Linked DNA regions of Homo sapiens: region 1 is linked to region 2. Evidence: read pairs that join two places in POLR2A ChIA-PET (ENCODE). Cell type or tissue: PC-3. All regions are shown on one strand. Each heading gives the region's core, and the rest is flanking DNA. Links, peaks and the distances in the headings are about the cores only.

Region 1 (9,887 bases), core at 4,056-6,555, 170 kb after region 2:
GAGGTGTGCTGCAGGGGTGGAGCCCTTATGGAGAACCTCTGCTAGGGCAGTGCAGAAAGGAAATGTGGGGTTGGAGCCTCCACACAGATTCACCACTGGGCACTGCCTAGTGAAGCTGTGAGAAGAGGGCCACCATCCTTGAAACCCTGGAATGGTAGATCCACCAACAGCTTGCATCATGTGCCTGGAAAAGCCACAGATACTCAACACCAGCCAAAAAAGCAGCAAGGGAGGGTGCTATACCCTGAAAAGCCACAGGGGTGGAGCTGCCCGGGACCGTGGGAGCCCACCTCTTGCATCAGCATGACCTGGATGTGAGACATGGAGTCAAAGGAGATCATTTTAGAACTCTAAGGTTTAATGACTGCCCTACTGGATTTTGGACTTGCATGGGGCCTGTAGCCCCTTCGTTTTGGCCAATTTCTCCCATTTGGAATTACCCAATGCGTGTACCCCAATTGTATCTGGCTTGCTTTTGATTTCATAGGCTCATAGGCAGAAGGGACTTGCCTTATCTCAGATGAGACTTTGGACTTGGACTTTTGGGTTGATGTTGGAATGAGTTAAGACTCTGGGGACTGTTGGGAAGGCATGGTTGTGTTTTGAAATGTAAGGACATGAGATTTGGGAGTGGCTGAGGCAGAATGATATGGTTTGGCTGTGTCCCCACTCAGATCTCATCTTGAATTGTAGTTCCCATAATTCCCACATGTTGTGGGAGGGACGTGTTCTTGTGATAGTGAGTGAGGTCTCATGAGATCTGATGGTTGGTTGGTTGGTTGGTTTTTGAGACAGAGTCTCACTCTGTTGCCCAGGCTAGAGTGCAGTGGCACAATATCAGCCCACTGCAATATCCACCTCCCGGGTTCAAGCAATTCTTCTGCTTCAGCCTCCTAAGTAGCTTGGACTACAGGCATGTGCCACCACACCTGGCTAATTTTTGTATTTTTAGTAGAGATGGGGTTTCACCATACTGGCCAGGCTGGAATCTGATGGTTTTATAAGAGGCTTTTCCCCCTTTAACTCAGCTCTTCTCCTGGTTGCTGCCATGTGAAGAAGGACGTTTTTGCATCCCCTTTCGCCATGATTCTAAGTTTCCTGAGGCCTCCCCAGTCATGCTGAACTGTGAGTCAATTAAACCTCTTTCCTTTATAAATTACCCAGTCTCGGGTACGTCTTTATTAGCAATATGAGAATGGGCTAATATAGCCCACCTTGAATGAGGTCTCCTTTAACTAAATGCTCTAGAATCTGTTCAAATTACACACAATAAGCACTCTCCTTAATATACCCCAGAGATTCCCTCACTGTAGAGGTTTTAGCAACCTCCTCTCATGCCTCCTGGGGTCTCTGGATCACCTGTAAGTTGCCCACAGGCTTTTGATACAGGAAGCTGCCCTCCTCAGTCCCATGCCACACACCATTTGAACATCAACTGCTGGTTGCACATTGGGCCTTTCTGGAGACAAATACCCTCATGGCCCCTAAGCCTGTGATCCTATGTACCCAGCTGCCTCTTATGCCTTGGATCATTGACACAGCACTCTGCACAATCAGCACAGTTAGTTATAGAGGCCTCTGGACAAAAATGGAAATAGTACTTATAGACCAGAAGCAAACTTAGGCCTCCTGGCATATCCAACCTACAGGAGGAAGTGGTTTCTCCTGTCCTCAGCCCCTTGCCAAAGGTAATGGTGCTGTAGGCCACCCTTCTTCCAGGCCCACTGGCCACCTGGAGAGTCTCTTGGGATCAACTGAGTAATCAGAAAAGGGATTTCATATGCAAGGTCACCATAAAATGTAATGATGCCCTCTAGTGAGCTGCTGCTATTCATTCCCTAACCAGGACATCCCTGATCAAGGATGGGACTCAAGAGCCAGCACAACCAACCAAACTTCATGCAGTCATCTTAGCACTACATGATGTTTAACCAACAACTGGTCCAGTATGTCTATTTGTATACATTATTGGGGCATTACTAATTATCTAGTCAGTTAGTCTGATCTGTAGCAATAATAGCAATTCCTTATCCAAGGTCACCCCACTTTGGGCTAAAAACAAAATCTCTGGGAATTTTTTGCCTTACAGATAGCCAAAATATAAACAAATGTCACACATCAGCCCACACTAAAACTAAACGAAAAGGCCTCACCAAGACACTTCTTATCCCCTTCAGAGTTCCAGAAATTATTGATGATGACCAAGGCCTGCATTTCACTTCTTAAAATACACACCATGGACTTTTGAAGAAGACATGCAATGGAACTCTCACCTCTCTTACTGACCTCATGCTGCAAGTCTCATAGAGTACAATAATGGTTTATTTAAACAAGTTCAAAATCAATTAAATCAGCCCTGGCACATTTCAGTCATCAATCAAACATCAGTGGTGAATTGTAATAGAGTCTGACTCCATTTGTGATGTCTGAGTACTCATAGTTTTTAAGATCCATTCCTCCTCCTCCCACTTTTTGTCCCATATCTGAGCAAGCCTATAATAGGGCCCATGAACTTCATCCCTTGGCATCTGCTGGAATGTGAAGACCAGACAAACCTGAAGCCTCCACGTGGCTCCAACCCTGATCACAATGAAAAACAAAGCCAAGTCCTGCTCTCCCCAAAAAGTCACATTATGCAAGTAATAAACCTGTGCATACTCTCTTGGTGTGTGTGTGGTCTCATCAGTCTTGATATCCAAACCAATTTGGGAAGGGTGTTGATCTCATCTTTGTTGGGTACAGCCACAGCTATGCATATAACTCCTTTGCTCGTAGACTTCCAAGAGCTCCCCCACTGTCCACTAAATTGTATAGAAACTATTTATGATAGCTTCCATCTAGAAAGATAAATTTATCTTTCTAGTCTTATACTCCATTATTCTCCTTTGTAAACATTACATTTCAAATGTTACTGTTCCCAGAAAACACTTGGTCTTCAATTGCCTCCATTCTCTTTGCTTATGCTATTCTCTCTGTCCTGAGTTTTCTTTTCTACCCATCATCTCTCTTTGCCTCTTCTTCAAAATCATCTTAAAAGCTAACTCTTCCATGAACCCTTTTTGGATTCTCCTGACCAGACAAGATCTCTCCTTACTTTGAACCTGATATCACCTTGTTTGAATCTCTGGTGGGGTTTATCATGTTCTATGCTAGAAAAAGCACAGACATGATCGTCATTCACATCTCCTCTAGAGCAGGAGTTAAGAGCTTGGATCCTGAAGGCTCCCCCAACATCCTCCCCAGAAAAAAACAACAGTTCAAATCCCATATCTGATTCTTACTACCAAGTTGTTCTTGGGCAGGTCATCTATCCTCTGTAAGCCTCAATTTCCTCTTCAAATGAGAATAAATCTTATATGTGAAAAGCTGCACTCCATGAAATGTTAGTTATTATCATCACTTGTCCTCACAACTAGATTAGAAGCAAGTTTATCTCAGAAACTCATTTTTAAAAATCCAATGCAAGATCTGAAAAAATGATTCATGGGAACTTACTAAAATTTTAAAGCAAATTAACAAGAAGATGAGTACAATTAATTCACTTGTATGAAATCTCACTTAATTCTAAGTATACCCATACAAGGCATCTAAAAAAATAAATAAAAGAGTAGAATTCGGCAAAGATATAGGTTTGTCTTAATAACTGCTTCCTAACTCATAACTAGCTAAATTTATTTCCCAGATGTTCCTCCATACCCCACATTGTCTTTCCCCACCCTGACTCACACACACACACACACACACACACACACTCACTCATAACTGGGCTATGGGCTTAGCTATCTTCTAAATTTGTTATTTTAACAAAGAATAGAAATTTATGGATTTAAAACAGTGACAAGTTAGTTGACAACTCGGTCCATATTTACTTCTGTTCAAAATCCTGTCCACAGACATTTCGTTACTATGTAAAGTTTGATGTGAAACTCTTAAAACATATAGTGAGCTATGATCTATATTTCATCATCCTAATTTAAATAGGCATCAAAAATATTTTTTGAAGTTAGAACAAAAGAGATTATACCCTTGGATCTAGTAATTCTCCCTCAAGGATCTACCTTAAGGGAAAAATGCAAAAGGTAGAAATACAGGGGGGTACAAAAATGCTTATTGCAACATAAGTTAAAACTGCAAGCAACATCCTGTATGTATAAAACATATGATTGTCTGCAGTACATTAGAACCAGATGTTAAAATAGTTTTCATAGTGGTGGAGAATGCTCAAAAAAGTGTAACTGAAAAGGCAGGATACATGTGAAATAAAGAGAAGGCCATTTATCCCAATATTAGCACTTCTTTTTTCCTTAGTCATAGTGTTACTCATGGTACTTTTCCCTTCCTGTACTTCAAAATATTCTACAAAACATGAGTTAATTTAAAAATGTTTTTTAAGTGTTTTATAGCCAGTGTTGAAATGGTCTATAAGAATCACCACAGAATGTGTACCATTGAAAATTAAAGTCCTCCTTGAATACAATGTAATACTGTATTGTAAAATTGAGAGAAACTGACATAGAGTCACTTGTATTTGTAAACTGACCCACCTAATGTTCCAGTCAGTCCAATTCCCCTGGGTAAGATCACCTTGAAATGTTGTGTGTCATGGCTCTCTTGGGAGGAAGAAAGTAAAAAGTAATAGAAACAGAACTGATGGCTGGGCACGGTGGCTCATACCTGTAATCCCAGCAGTTTGGGAGGCCAAGGTGGGCGAATCACTTGAGGTCAGGAGTTCAAGACCAGCCTGGCCAACATGGTGAAACCCCATCTCTACTAAAAATACAAAAATCAGCTGGGCATGGTGGTGCACGCCTGTAATCACAGGTACTCGGGAGGCTGAGGCAGGATAATTACTTGAACCCAGGAGGCAGAGGTTGCAGTGAGCTGAGATCATGCCACCACACTCCAGCCTGGGCAACAGAGCAAGACTGTGTCTTAAAAAAAAAAAAAAAAAAAAAAAGAACTGTAAGGGGAAGGGGAAAATAAATGTATAAACTTCCGTTTTTTTTTTTTTTAAGCCTATCTCGATAACATCCCCGGTTCTTTAAAACATATTTTTAATATTTACTTTTCACAAAAAGTATTATAGAGGGTCATTATCTTAAGCTTCTGCTTCCTTAGACCAAATGTTTCCTTACATTAACCAAGTTAAATTGTGAACCACAAGTAAGTCCTATCATAAAATGTCAGCTAAATATAAACTGTATTTGTTTTTATAAACATTTACGTGTAAGTGTATGATATAGTAATCATGTTGCTTAATCTTAACCCACACTTTTTTAAAATAATAAAGTAAACCTAATTAATTTCCCATGCAATACCCTGAAAGGTACTCATGCTAGCTTCCCAAAATTCACATAAATTATAAGCCTTTTGCAATCTGCAGCATAAATACTACATATGATGTGAGAAAATTGAGATGTAGTGTGTGTCCTGCATATGTAAAGACAGTAAACTGGCACTTCAGCAGCCAAGCTGGCAGTGTTCGGCTGGTCAGTCCCCTGGTTTTCCAGGGTGATAATGGATTTGCATTGATTTAACTAACTTCCCTGTTTGGTCCAGGCCCTTAGAGGATGGCAGCATGCACCTGGAGTGGGCGTGAGCTAGGAGAACACAGCAGAGAATGCAAAGCTGACTGTCTCACCTGGTGACTGATTGACTTAATGGTCACGAACTTGGTCTCATTTGTTTAGTTTTCTCACCAGCTGAGCTTAACTCACATTTAAGGTTGAATTATACAAACCAGCACTGCATTCCAGAGTTTTTATTTTTCTTTTCCAAAGAAATATCACCATTAAATTTCCAAAATACTTCCTATTATATAATAGACTCATAAGATTGTTATGAAAAAATCATTTCAAAAACATTAAATGTTTTCGGGGGTTAAAACATGGTAATTTTTAACAAAGTAAAATCTAGAGCAAACTGAAGCATTCACTCAAAGCAACAACAATAAAACAAACAAATTCACCAAAGCAATTGCATGTTTTTATCAGACATGGTGATTTCAAAGGCCTCAAGGTAGGCAATTAGTAATGCCATCATCTGGTAAAAAGAGCACCAGAAGGGGAATCTAGAACCCTAGGATTTTGTCCTGGTTGTCACTGTATAACTGACACTGTATAACATAATAACTGTCACTGTATAACATAATAAGTCACAGTTACCAGTTACTTCATTTGTGGAATGGAAAGCTGAGCTTGACACTTCTAAGAGCGCTTCCAATTTTGAACGACTAAGAATTTGTATTCTTGTCAAAATTATATAAATCATATATTAAACATTTTTTTAATTCTAGATTTTTTTAACCCATGACAAAGAGCTGCTAAAATGTTCTAAGATAAAACAAAATAAAATGAGCCTGCCTTTTTGAAACAAAAGTCTCTAAGAGTAACAATGGGAAAATAACTGTACAAAACATCCTCAAGATGTTTTTCGTCATCTAAAAGGTGACAGGATCACCTGGACAATGTTGAATGTATTTTCTTAAACTAATTATTTCTAGTGCAGCACTGCAGTATTGGTGAAAGATCTTAAAAATACAATATCAAGGTAATTTTCATATATTATCTAGAAATATAAATTCCTCCCTTTCCTCTCCTTTACTGTTAAAAATGCTTGCACAAGTGTAAAAGTGAAACCAGAATTTCATCTAATAAATGTCTGTCTTCACTTTACGGTGCTGCTCTGAAAGGTGGATGACCGGATTTGGGAGCAGGAGGAAGCACGTGCAGAATTGTTTTTAACCTTGCAAATCTCGTGATGTCTCCTTTAGTGTAGTCTTGGGAGAAAAACTAAAATGATATGAAAGAATCACAATCTAGAATTGCAAAGCCTCTAAGGTCCTCAACAAGGTAAGCCCTGTTTTAGAACATCAGGTAAAAGGAAAAGAGTAAAACAGAATTCCTAAGCAAACAATCTCAGTTCATCTGGACCTTCTTTTTTACAGCCACTTTAATTAAAAAGACAAAAGACAAAGGTAAGTTATTTCTAATTAAATACTGAGATGAGCATAATCCACACTTACTGCCAATCAAGGTATTTCTAAAGGATTTATTATTTGTGATTTGCTCATTTATTTCAACCAGCCTTCCCCCCCAAGCTCCTACTCTTTTTCCTTTAAAAAATCCTATTCATTTAAAAACTCCTATTCAATGTGCTTCAAAGTCTCCTTATTTTGTTAGAAAAATCTGTCAGCTCCTGTACAAATTTGCCTTGTAGGTTACCATTGAATCACACCCATAGCAGCCAAACTGCTATTACAAAAACGAATGCTGCAAACTGAATGGTTACAATCAAAGGGGGCAGTTATAATTCAGGGCCAAATAGCTGTATTATCCTAAAATTTTTGCTACTTTAAATAGAAATTTATGGGATAGTTGAATAGCTTTCTAAATTAAGGGATATATCAAGTCCTTGAATTTCTAAGTATTTTTTCTAACTTTCTTCAAATGAAACTTGTAAAGGATAAATGAAGGGTGTTTTATGTTGAAAATTTTACGTTCAGTAATAAAGAGTATTACCAACTAAAATAAAATTTTAAAAATGGATACTTGCAGGTTTCTAGAGTCAACAATGCATTAATAGTAAGAACAGTATTTAAAACAAACAGACTTGTCTTATTTTTAAATAAAGTGATACTTTTATTTTTCCCATATTCCCTTATACTTATTGAATTTATATAGCCTCTATCTTCCAAGGAACTTAGAATGTTTTATAAGCTTATAGACTTAAGAATATTAGGGCTGCAAAACATTAATTAGTTGTCAAATAATAACAATTTTTTATCTTAAGAATAAGGTGTTCTTTTAATTGACTTTTTTATTTCCATATTTTGGAGAACAGGAAGGAGTGATGTGATGGAAAACAAAGCAGTAGCAATTGGAAAGTCCAAACAAGAGAATAAGTAGGGGGATGAAAAAGAAGCAATAAATTATAACTTCAAAGAAGCCATCTACCTAACAGGGAAAACTTGGCTTCACTTTATCAGATTCATCATTGCTTCAAAGAGTTGATGAGAAAAGCTAGACTAATGAATCTACTGCTTCCCTGGTTCTTAGATAAAGCTCCACTTTAAACTGTTAGATTATCATGTGATGAAGAAACAATTCTTCTCAATAGAGGCTCTATCAATATTATAATTTGTTTCCTACAATATCAGAAGACTTACTAAGTCCATCAACAGTTTACTAAGATAGTGGTCACTATTTTTGACAGATTAGTATCTCATTGTTCTTACCAAATAATGGCAACCAGACAGTTTAGGAATTTCTGATGAACACTTAAACTGTTTGATGGAATTTTAAGTGCCAAATATTTAGCTTTTTCTGAGGTAATTATAGGATCTGAAATATAACCCTTAAATAATAAATACTATATTTCACAAAACAAGCCTGATGGAATTTAAGGAATTACAGCTTTGTATTCTGACTATATATTCTAACCTATAAAAAGGAAGATTTACTTATTTTTAGCCCTACTTTGAAAATTTCTGAATTTAATTCAAAGAAGGAATCAGCAAAGATTTCTAGAACCTAAAATACTATCTGATCCTATTTTATTTATAAAAATATGAAAATGTAGATTTTATTTCAAACATAAAGCACTGAAGGACATAACCAGTTCAAAGGAAAAGCAAGCCCTAAGACTTACTGATGCAAGTTTACCTAATACTTTCAGTTAAGCAATAATGGCTACATTTAAATCACTTGATAAAAGAGCCTGAAGACTGATTAATGGAATTTACTTTTCAGATTAAATGACAGATAATAAACTGAAAAAATAATAAAAGCCTTGTATATTATGGATGTATCAATTAATGATTGCCTGTATTTACACCTAAATGTGATTTATTCTTCACAAAGGTGTATATACTTACATTATGAACAGCTTAGCTAAAATCAAAATATCCTCAAATTCTTAAACACTGAACTGAAGATAAGAACCTATAAATACTTGAGACACGTGTTTACAGATGTAGACATTTATCTGTGGTTATTTCCTCAAGTTCATATTCAACCATGTCAAGTCAACTTTTTAAACATATTAGCTGGGTCTCTGATAAACTAAAGAACATTTATGTTCCACTTTAAATGTTTTTTTGAAAATATCCTCAAGAAAATCTAAGTTTCAATTTACATTAAGACATTGAGAAATATTTTTTAAATTATATTTTATATCTTTTATTTCAGAATATTGTCTTTAAGACACTTTATCTTTATATTTATTTGCATTACATTTGTTTCAAATTCTGCTCTAAAAATCCACAGAACAATTTCAAACAGAGTTTTATTAAGTAAATACTATTTTTCTAGACCAACAATAACTTCATTAGCCTTGAAAAAGCCCCAAACTGGGAACTGTTTATTGTGCAGAACGCTTAGCTTTTACCAACTTCATTATGTTCTTACAAAACTGTTTCATAAATAGCATTAACTTTGGGACCATACAGTCACATGAATACTCAAACTCTCCATTTAAATACTAAAAGGATCCACCATTTCAAAACGATCTCCCAAGTCTATTTATATTAGACATTGCTACAGTTTGATTCTCAGCTATGTTAAGTAATAATTATCATCGGAACCAAGACCATTGAATACTCCTGCCCTTCATCCTTTTTTCAAAGCAAACTTGCACACACTGTAATTCTTTTAAGAATCTTTATTTTTTTTTTTTTTAACAATTCAGTCGGTTGGATCTCGATGCAGTTTATTAAAAAAAAATCAGTACATTTTCATATAAACTGCAATCAAAAAAGTAATTTACTTTGTCAAAGAAGTTATGAAGTTGCAAGTTATTTTTTGTAATATGCAGAACAGTAAAATGTAAGCATGCTCTTGGATGCAGGTGCTCCTGTGCACCATGGAGTTATTTTGAAGAGCCTGCTA
Region 2 (9,887 bases), core at 3,610-6,109:
TGTTTTATTGTTTAATGAAGATAACAGACTATAGACAATGTTTTGCACTTTGCTTTCTGTGCTTAGCAATATATCCTGGAAATTACTCTGCATAAGTCCATAATGATTGCCCTTATTCTGCAGTTCCATAGTACTCCATCGTGTAGATGTACCATGGTTTATTCAAACACTTTCTATGTGTGGGTAAGTGCATATATGGCTTCGTTACATATTGCCAAATTCCCCATCTCCAACTGAAAATTTGTTTCAGTTGACATTCTTAGAAATTTAAGAGAATGCATATTTTTTCATAGTCTGGCCAGTAGCATATGATGTCATATTTTTAGATTATTTTCCAAACTGATAGGTAAAAACTGATAATTCAGTGTTGCTTTAATTTGTATTTCTTTTATTATGAGGGAGTTTAAATATCTTTACGTGCGTTTAGGAGCCATTTGTCTATTCATATATTTTTACCATTTTTTCTCTTGGGGTTGAGTCTTTGTCCTCCAGTTTTTTTGTTTGTTTGTTTTCCTGAGACGGAGACTTGCTCTGTTGCCCAGGCTGGAGTGCAGTGGCATGATCTCGGCTCACTGCAATCTCCGCCTCCCAGGTTTAAGCACTTCTCCTGCCTCAGCCTCCGGAGTAGCTGAGATTACAGGCACGCACCACCACGCCCAGCTAATTTTTGTATTTTTAGTAGAGATGGGGTTTCACCATGTTGGCCAGCTGGTCTCAAACTCCTGACCTCGTGAGCCACCCGCCTTGGCCTCCCAAAGTGCTGAGATTACAGGCGTGAGCCAGGGCTCCCAGCCTGCCCTCCAGTTTTTAAGAGCTCTCCTTACATATGAGGTATTTTAGCCCTTTATTGGGATAGGTCTTGCAAATATTTTCTACCAGCTTGTCAGTTGCCTTTTAACTTTGTTTATGATATTTGCCATGTAATTTTAAAGAATTTTTTGTGGAAACATGGATGGAGCTGGAGGCCTTATTCTTAGCAAACTGATGCAGGAACAGAAAACCAAATACCATGTGTGCTTACTTAAAAGTGAGAGCTAACTGATGAGAAAGTACGAACACAAAGAAAGGAACAACAGACACTGAGGCCTAATTGAGGGCGGAAGGTCCAGGAGAGAGAAGAGCAGAAAAAATAACTGTTGTGTACTGGGCTTAATACCTGGGTGATAAAATAATCTGTACAACAAATCCCTGTGACACAAGTTTACCTATGTAACAAACCTGCACATGTGCCCCTGAACTGAAAATAAAAGTTAAAAAATAAGAGAATCGGCCAGGCGAGGTGCCTCACTCCTGTAATCCCAGCGCTTTGGGAGGCTGAGGAGGGCAGATCACCTGAGGTCGGGAGTTCGAGACCTGCCTGACCAACATGGCGAAACCCCATCTCTACTGAAAATACAAAACCAGCTGGGCGTGGTGGGAGGCGCCTGTAATCTCAACTACTTGGGAGTCTGAGGCAGGAGAATTGCTTGAACCTGGGAGGTGGAGGTTGCAGTGAGCCGAGATCATGCCACTGACTCCAGCCCAGGCAACAGAGTGAGACTCCATCTCAAAATAAAATAAAGATAAAATAGTTTTATATAATCAAATTTATGAATATTTTCTTGTATTGCCTCTGACTTTTGAGTCATATTTAGAAAGCCTTTTCCTACACTATGGTTAAAAAAAAGACTTATCCCGCCTGGGTGCGGTGGCTCAAGCCTGTAATCCCAGCACTTTGGGAGGCCAAGGTGGGCAGATCACCTGAATTTGGGAGTTCAAGACCAGCCTGACCAACATGGAGAAACCCCGTCTCTACTAAAAATTGAAAATTAGCCAGGCATGGTGATGGGCGCCTGTAATCCTAGCTACTTTGGAGGCTGAAGCAGGACACCTGAAGTTGGGAGTTCAAGACCAGCCTGACCAACATGGAGAAACCCCGTCTCTACTAAAACTTCAAAATTAGCCAGGCATGGTGACGGGCGCCTGTAATCCTAGCTACTTGGGAGCCTGAAGCAGGAGAATCGCTTGAACCCAGGAGGTAGGGGTTGCAGTGAGCTGAGATCGTGCCATTGCACCCCAGCCTGGGCAACAAGAGGGAAACTCCATCTCAAAAACAAACAACAACAACAAAACAAAAACAAAAACAAAACACGACTCATCCATCTTTTTGCCTGATCTATTTGGAGTTTGTTTATTACTATATACAGAGTGAGATAGGATCTAATTTCATCTTTTTCCAAATGGCATATTTATTTAAAAGTTTATCATTGCTCTGGCTGGGCAGTGGTTCAGGTCTGTAATCCTAGCACTTTGGGAGGCCAAGGTGGGCAGATCACTTGAGGCCAGGAGTTCAAGACCAGCCTGGCCAACAAGGCAAAACCCTGTTTCTACTAAAAATACAAACAATTAGCCCAACATGGTGGTGCACACCTGTAGTCCCAGCTACACAGGAGGCTGAGGGAGGAGAATCACTTGAACCTGGGAGGCAGAGGTTGTGGTAAGCCAAGATTGTGCCATTGCTCTCCAGCCTGTGTAACAGAGTGAGACTCTGTCTCAAAAATAAATAAATAAATGTAAAAATAAAAGTTTATCATTGCTCTAATTATTAAAGATGCACATGTATCATATACTACATTTCCATATGTACTTGGATCTATTTATCTTCTTTTCCTTCAGTCTGTCTATTCATGTACCAGTATCACAATGTTTAAATCATAGAGGCTAGTTTCCTCTGATAGTTTTTCTTTTTCAGTGCTTTTCTGAGTATTCTTGTAATTTGTTTTCCATACGAACTTTAGTATCAACATGTCCAACTCCATGAATCTTGTTAGTATTGTACTGCAACTGCTGTAAATTTATGAGTTAACTTAGAAAGAGTTGATATCTTTATAAGGTTGAGTTGTTTTACCCAAGAACAGGGGAGGTCTTTCCATTTGATCAAATCTACTTTTATGTGTTTCAGGAGAGTGCCATTCGTGTTTTAGTCCAAAGAAGAGACTTATAATGAAAGGTTCAGGAGTCATGGGGCACCACCTTTAAACACAACATGCTGGTGATTGCACCCTCCTTGATATCAATTCAACTAATATTTACTAAGCATTTGTCTACCAGATGGTAGGATCTATGCTAAGACCTGTGGATACAAAAGTAAAACAACTGGTTCCTGCCTAGGAGGTGCTCACAATTTAGTAGGAGGACGTTTATTAAATTGACAGTAGTGATTACTCTTTTAAAGGACAGCCCAGTCTTTTCATGGGGAGAACTAGATTCAGTGTCTGTGAGACGTTAAGGAGGTTGTCAAAACTGGTTGTGTGAAACCTAGCTGGAAATTTGTTTCTCAATGTCATTTATGCATGAAATAACTTTTGCTTACAGCTGAGTCTTACAGAAGATAATTTGAAAGTCTAATTGTAAAGTGTTGAAGCCCTTCTTGTTCTTGCATGTGTATCCAGTGTGATATCAAGTGGAATGTTGTAATTAGTTGACTTCAGCAGCAGCTGGTACTCAGCAAGATTTTCTTCTTAAATCACTTTACTTTCCCATGGTCATTAATAATTTGACTAAAAAGGAAGCAAATCCTTAAGACCTTTATTATGCTTCCTAATTTTTTTCTATCAGTTCTTGCAATGACTAGCACTTTTTCTGTGTGTGATAACAATGTCGAATATTGTGTTTGTATGCTTTCAACAAAATATAATTGTTGCCCAAGTTGAGTGAATCATCACTTTAAAAGTTGTTTTTACTATGGCTCCTTCAAACTTAATTCACATCTTATTTTGAGCTCATGGAGAGTCAAGCAGGATCTTGAAAAAAGGGTGATCCAAGGTAAAATTAATTAACCCTTTCAGGATTGTCAATGTTCCTAGAAAAAGAGATAACTTATTTTCGGACTGTTCTTTGGCCAAATATCTAATATAGAATTTCCAATCTTTCATTCTCTTGCTAGAATAGAATTCTAGTTTTCAAAATGGAACTAAGACAATGATAAGATGCTAATATGGATGCATGCTTATGACTTTAGAATTAGAAGTGTGATTGCAAATACTAGCTAGGAAAAGGAGATGGGGTCAGAGAAGGGAAGAAATCTTATTCTTTTTGATCCTTTCTTATCTCAGCTTGAAAGTAAAAGGAGACTTGTTCACTACAGCTTTTCAAAAAGCAAAGACTGTTTCTTCAGGGAGTCCAAGAGTCCAAGAGAGAAAAATGATGGAATGTGGTCTTAGAAGCTTTTCAGAATGAGAAGCAGGTGGCTATTATTAAAATATGAGCTGAAAGTAACCTTACATGGAACTTACTCACAAGTAACTCCCAGAATTTTACGAGTTTTTTTTTTTTTGGTTAATTTTAAACTTCCTCTTTTCTGCACAGCACTGTAGTCATTCAGTTAAATCAATTCATTCCCAATCCTGCACACTTCCCCACCCCCACTCTGGTCTCTGACCCTTTTCTCTACCCTACTTGTACTTTTCCTCTTTTATTTTCATTCTAAAGTGGATGCTACAAGAGAGCTATGTAGGCTCTAAGTCTTTGTGGCTTTGTGGCTTGTCACTATCCTTAACAATCTGCAAAACTGGTTTTTGTTTTTTTTCTTGGTTATTATATCTAGATCACCTAAAGTTACTGATCACATCAATTAATATCATCAATTTTCCTCCATCAAACGAGCGTATTTATTCCAAAATAATGCTAACACTTAAATAATGACAACATTTTTAGTCAGAAAATTACAAAAACATAGAAAAGCGAGGTGACTGTGTCAAAGAATTATTACATACTGACTGACAAGCTGGAAAATGTGAACTATGGAATGAAATATGAATTTCAGTAGCAGTCAATAGTAACTGCTCCCCACTTGACTTCTGAGAGTGTGAATACAACATTCCCCTCAACCCTCACCCCCAAACCCCCAAACCTAGCAAGGGAAAAAAAAGCTTCTCACCACCATTTTTTGAAATCTTGGCTGAGCTAGTGTTAGTATTTTAACCTCATCCAATGCAATCACATTCATCATTGCATTTCATAGATGAATTCCTGCTCCTTAACAGCCTCTCCATACCTAGCTGCTTCTATTTCATTATATATTAAGATTTGACAATAACTTATTAAAAAGGAAGCATGTCCATATTCACTTGCTACATCACTGCTCTCTTTCCTTCTGTAGTTTGTATTTTTTAAATGCATGTAGAAGAAGAAGAGGGGTTGTTTATAAATTTGGTTTAAAATTGTTATAAAGAGAAGGATTGTTTTAGACTTCTTTCTCCCAGAGATTCAGGATTTGGATTTTATCATGTTTGAACTAAACATAGAACTATACAGTAGTTATAACTGCATGGAACTTACTGGTTCATTGTCTTCCATGGAATTAGAGGTTACTACACCTTTAATCTTAGAACAAGCTTACATTCATTTAATTACTGTAATTCAGGACCAGCCATGCTCAAACTGACAGCACTGCCCATATACCTATCTGAGTTCTAGCCCAGGGGAAAGTAGAAGAGAGAAACACCATTGTGAAATGAACACTTCTTGGCTATGAAAGAAATTACTTCAAAATTTTTCCTAACCCACTCTCTTCCCTCTCCTTCTGGGACTCCAGTTATATTTGACTGTTTGATATTATCTCATTGTTATGGACAGTCTGTTGGTTTTTAAACAATATTCTTCTTATTTCAATTTAGGTAATTTTTATTGACTTGTCTTCAAGTTCACTCATTCATTTTTTTTTTCCTGCAATATCTAATCTGCTGTTAAGCCCATCCAATAAATTTCGACTTCTAATATTGCATTTTAAAGTTTTAGAATTTCCATTTTGTTGTTTCATAGAGTTTCCATTTTTTATAGAAAACCAAGAGAAAAGTCTATTTCTTCATCCATAATATGCATTTTTCTGTAAATTCTTTGGCAAACATAATTATTGTTGTAAAGATTTTGTCTACTGATTTCAATAACTAGGTTATTGGGTCTGTCTTTACTTCCTCTCAATTTTTTCCTGATTATCATGTTTTCCTGCTTCCTCACATTTTATATATGTCCCTCCTCTATTACTACTCTCTCACTGTGAGGAAAGCTGGATGAATAGACTTACTGGATTGAGTTCTTCCAGACTCCAGACTCCTCCTACCCTGTCCTTCAGCCCATTCAGGGAAGGCCTGGCTATTTCTTCTCATTCTCAGAAAGTCTCCCCATCCAGGTGTGGAAGCTGCTGCCATTTTCTGCTCATTTCTCTCTGGAACATAATTTATCAAGGCTTCTTTGCTGCCCTTGCTCTTCACTAATTCCTTAGAAAACAATGGTTTTTATTTTATCTAGGTCTTTTCTTGCAGATACTATGAGAACAAAGGTCTTTTGCATTATTCTACATCCTAACTCAAAGCAGAAGCCTAATCTACTTCTTTAAATCAACATGTAGATGTCCTGGCAAAAGACACAGGACACTGAGGAATATTCATAAAGTCCCCAGAGAATCTGTGGCATCAGTGGTTTCTGGTAAAAAGTTGGGGGTTGGTTGGGGGCAGGGAGATGGATAATGAAATTTCCTGGGAAGATGTCATTTATGATTATATTTTTCAAATGAGATAACAAAGGGAAATATAGGGAGAGAACATGAATAAGCACAGGATCATTAAAGAGTCAGCATCACAAGATTAGAGAGTATGAAGTTACCATGCTATTATAATCACAATAGTTTCCAGCTAGTAGAAAACCTTAGGTAGTCTCAAGTCCAAACTCATCTGATAGATGGCGATAGTTATTTGAGGTTGACTTGATAGACTGAATGTTTCTTTTGCTTTCTCCAATGTCCTAGGAAGCCTGTGACTAAACATCAGCGTTTCTTCATCAGACCTATAATGAAGGCCTCTCCTTCCTTTTTTATTTCTCATAACCAAAAACCCCAGGAAGCATTTATCTTTTTCTGAGTTCTAAATTGGAAATCTTTTTTCAAAAAAATAAAACTTAGACCTTGTAACCTAGGAGAAAAAAATCACACCCTCTCTGCACAATGGAAAACAAGTTTTGTTAAGTGGTGTTATCAACTTTTGATAAAAGATAACACCTCAACTTAGTTTACATGAGGCAGGGCAGGTCTGAAGGATCAAAGGCATTTTGGGATGCATGTGAATCCTGCCAGGTCTGTAGGATAGCATAGGAAAAAATGCGTTAATTAAGAATAGACCTCAAACTCTTCAATGCTGACTCACAGGCTCAGTGACTAGAAATTCATGCTTTGGGCACGTAAAAACTAAAATCAGAACTCATGGTAATTGAACAATATTTCCACAGTCTAAGAATTAAAGTCGCCAATGATTCTTATTAGGATATGGTCCACTGTTAGGTTTCTAATTTGTGCCAGGGCATGTAACCTTGCATTCATATGCAGTGTTTCTCGAAAAGTTCTAGGAGAAGGTGCTTAAGAGTCACCTCATGATCTAACAGGAGATCAATAGTTTATATCCTAAGGGAATTTCATAGTTCCAAACAGCTTAAATATTTCAACCAGAAAAAGCCAAGGAGAGAGAAAAACAGTGCACTAATAATACATGCCCTAGGGAGTAAGCTTAGGATACAAGAGAAAACAGAAAATGTAGGAGGTGTGCACATTTTTAGGAAAAGAACGTCTGAAGGTTGAGTTAATACAAAAGTATAATCTGTGGTTATATCAGCTGTGATAAGAAGACCTGTGCTATTTTTTCAGAAGATAATTTGTTTATTGAATGTGGCCAATGCCTTCTTTAGAATCTATAGAAATATCATACACTAAACTTATATGAACATCCTTTCTCTCACAGGAAAAGGTGATTTAATTATTGAAAGAGATTTTAAAAATGGAAATTAAACTCTTCTGGCTTTAGAGCAGCTCCCAATTGAGATGTTTTGGTAAGGTAACAGAAAAATATCATGATTGCTACATCCAACCATCTCCAAGTTTCTTAGGGACACTTTGTGGTTTCCTAACACAACGCATTAAATGTAAAAACTTTGTTTGCAGACTATTCTTTTATCTTGACTTGTTTTGGCTTCTTTTGTTTTATTTTATCTTGTATCATTCATTTATTATTATTTTTATTATTTTAACTTTAAAAAGTTTTTGTCTTACCTTTTCTCCTAGTGAATGCTCCAGAGGGCATTGGCTATAAGATAGCAGTGAAAAAATTAGAAGATTTTATTCCTTGTAGCTGGGGCCAGCAGGATTTAATGAAAGGGAATTGAAGATTAACAATATTATTGTTTTAAAATATTCAAACTGCCTACAAATTGCACATCATCTGCAACAATGACTTGAGAATATTGTTAGGGAAAGTAATAATTTATGACTCCAGACAAAAACTTGCTTAATATCCCATGGCAATTTACAAAAAATAACATGTTCCTAACATTTTATTTGTGAGTGATCATCCATTCATCCTTAATCATAAGGGTGTCAGAGAAACCAGAAAAAAATAGAAGAATATATCAAAATATTCTTTTAATTTACAGTATTGTTTATATTCAAGCCAGGAACTAAGACAACTTTTCTCTACTGGCCTAGTTTTTCATCTACTTCTGTCACATTTTTGACAGCCATATTTTTAAAAATTGTATGTATATGTGTATTATGTGTGTGTGTCTTCACTCTTCCAAGTCATATTAAATTGAAAGGCTCTATGTCTACCTATCATATCTGTCTACCTCCATGTAAAGGTCATCCCATGATACTACAGGTTCCATTTAAGGCTCTGGTTAAATTCCATTTTCTCCATGAGCTCTACAGCTTTTCCTGACCTTCTATTGATCTTATTTTCCAAAATGCTCACCTGAGAATCATGGGATGCTAAGTATATTGACTTATACTTCTGTGTTACATAATTTTAAACTCCTGTAATATATTTTAACATTTGAGTATCCACATATTTTCTTCTCTAAGAAAGTTTTATGCTCATTTAACACTGTATTCTTTATAGTTTCCTCAGCCCCTTGTACAGTGTCTGCCATAAAGTTGGCCCTCTTTAGCAGAAAAAAATACCAGACCATGTAAATTCTCTGAATTTCTAGCTAGAACACTCTTTTTCATAAGAATTTCTGAGATCCCAAATCTGGAAGACTATGATTCTCTCTCTAATAAAACATATAATGATCTTCAAAAAAAATTAAAAAAATCCATGGTAAACAATTTATGGTAGGTAACAATCCACGGTAGGTAAATAAATAAATAAATAAAACAATCCATGAGAACATTTCTTAGAGGAACAATTGCTCTAGCACTAGCATAGAGCCTTGAAAACTAGAGGAGCTATTGCTAGAGCAATAGTTCCTCTAAGAAATGCCCTCATGTCCTGAAATAAGTCAGCAGTTCCTTGAAAGACAAATGGCTTACTGTTACCACCTTGGTACCCTCAGAAAGTAGCAGAAAGTAGTGCATTGGTAGTCTCTCCGTTGAACCCTAAGAGTGGCAACTACAGGACAGTCTGGCTCCTTCTAGAAGATTAAATGAAAAATGTGTAAAGTCTCCTACATAGCATCAGAAATATAATCTCATATCTGCTTTAGTTTAGTTTATTGTAGTAGTTGGGGTTCTCCAGAGAAATAGAATGAATAGGATGTGTGTGTGTGTGTGTGTGTGTATGTACACACACACACACACACACACACACACATATATAATGATTATAGAGGCTGGCAAGTCCAAGTCTTCAGGGTGTGCCAGCAGGTTGGAGACCCAGGAAAGAGCTGATGTTGCAGTTCAAATCTGAAGGCCCTCTGCTCCAGAATTCTCTCTTGCTCGGGAGAGGTCAATCTTTTGTGCTATTCCGGCTTTCAACTGAAGGCCCACCCACATTTTGGAGGACAATCTGCTTTACTCAAAGTCCACTAAGTTAAATGTAGATCTCATCTAAAAACACCCTTACAGAAACATCCAGAATAATATTCAA

Evidence for each region. Peaks named below come from ENCODE experiments on the same cell type or tissue, not always from the same donor. Only the 100,000 strongest peaks of a DNase experiment are listed, where the experiment ranks them.
Region 1: POLR2A ChIA-PET joins it to region 2 with 10 read pairs; 2 of 35 experiments call an interaction of 5 or more read pairs at or near these places.

The regions. Positions count from the first base shown.
Region 1 is chr6:82,366,688-82,376,574 of GRCh38, reverse strand. TPBG (trophoblast glycoprotein) reads right to left here. Exons shown (of 2, transcript NM_001376922.1): 2 at 9,155-9,887. Among named protein-coding and RNA genes, the nearest start is that of TPBG, 7.8 kb to the right of the region's middle. In PC-3, for the core only: no CTCF peak of the experiment used is centred there; no DNase peak of the experiment used is centred there; H3K27ac peaks cover 1,008 bases.
Region 2 is chr6:82,531,925-82,541,811 of GRCh38, reverse strand. No RefSeq gene overlaps it. Among named protein-coding and RNA genes, the nearest start is that of TPBG, 170 kb to the right of the region's middle. In PC-3, for the core only: no CTCF peak of the experiment used is centred there; no DNase peak of the experiment used is centred there.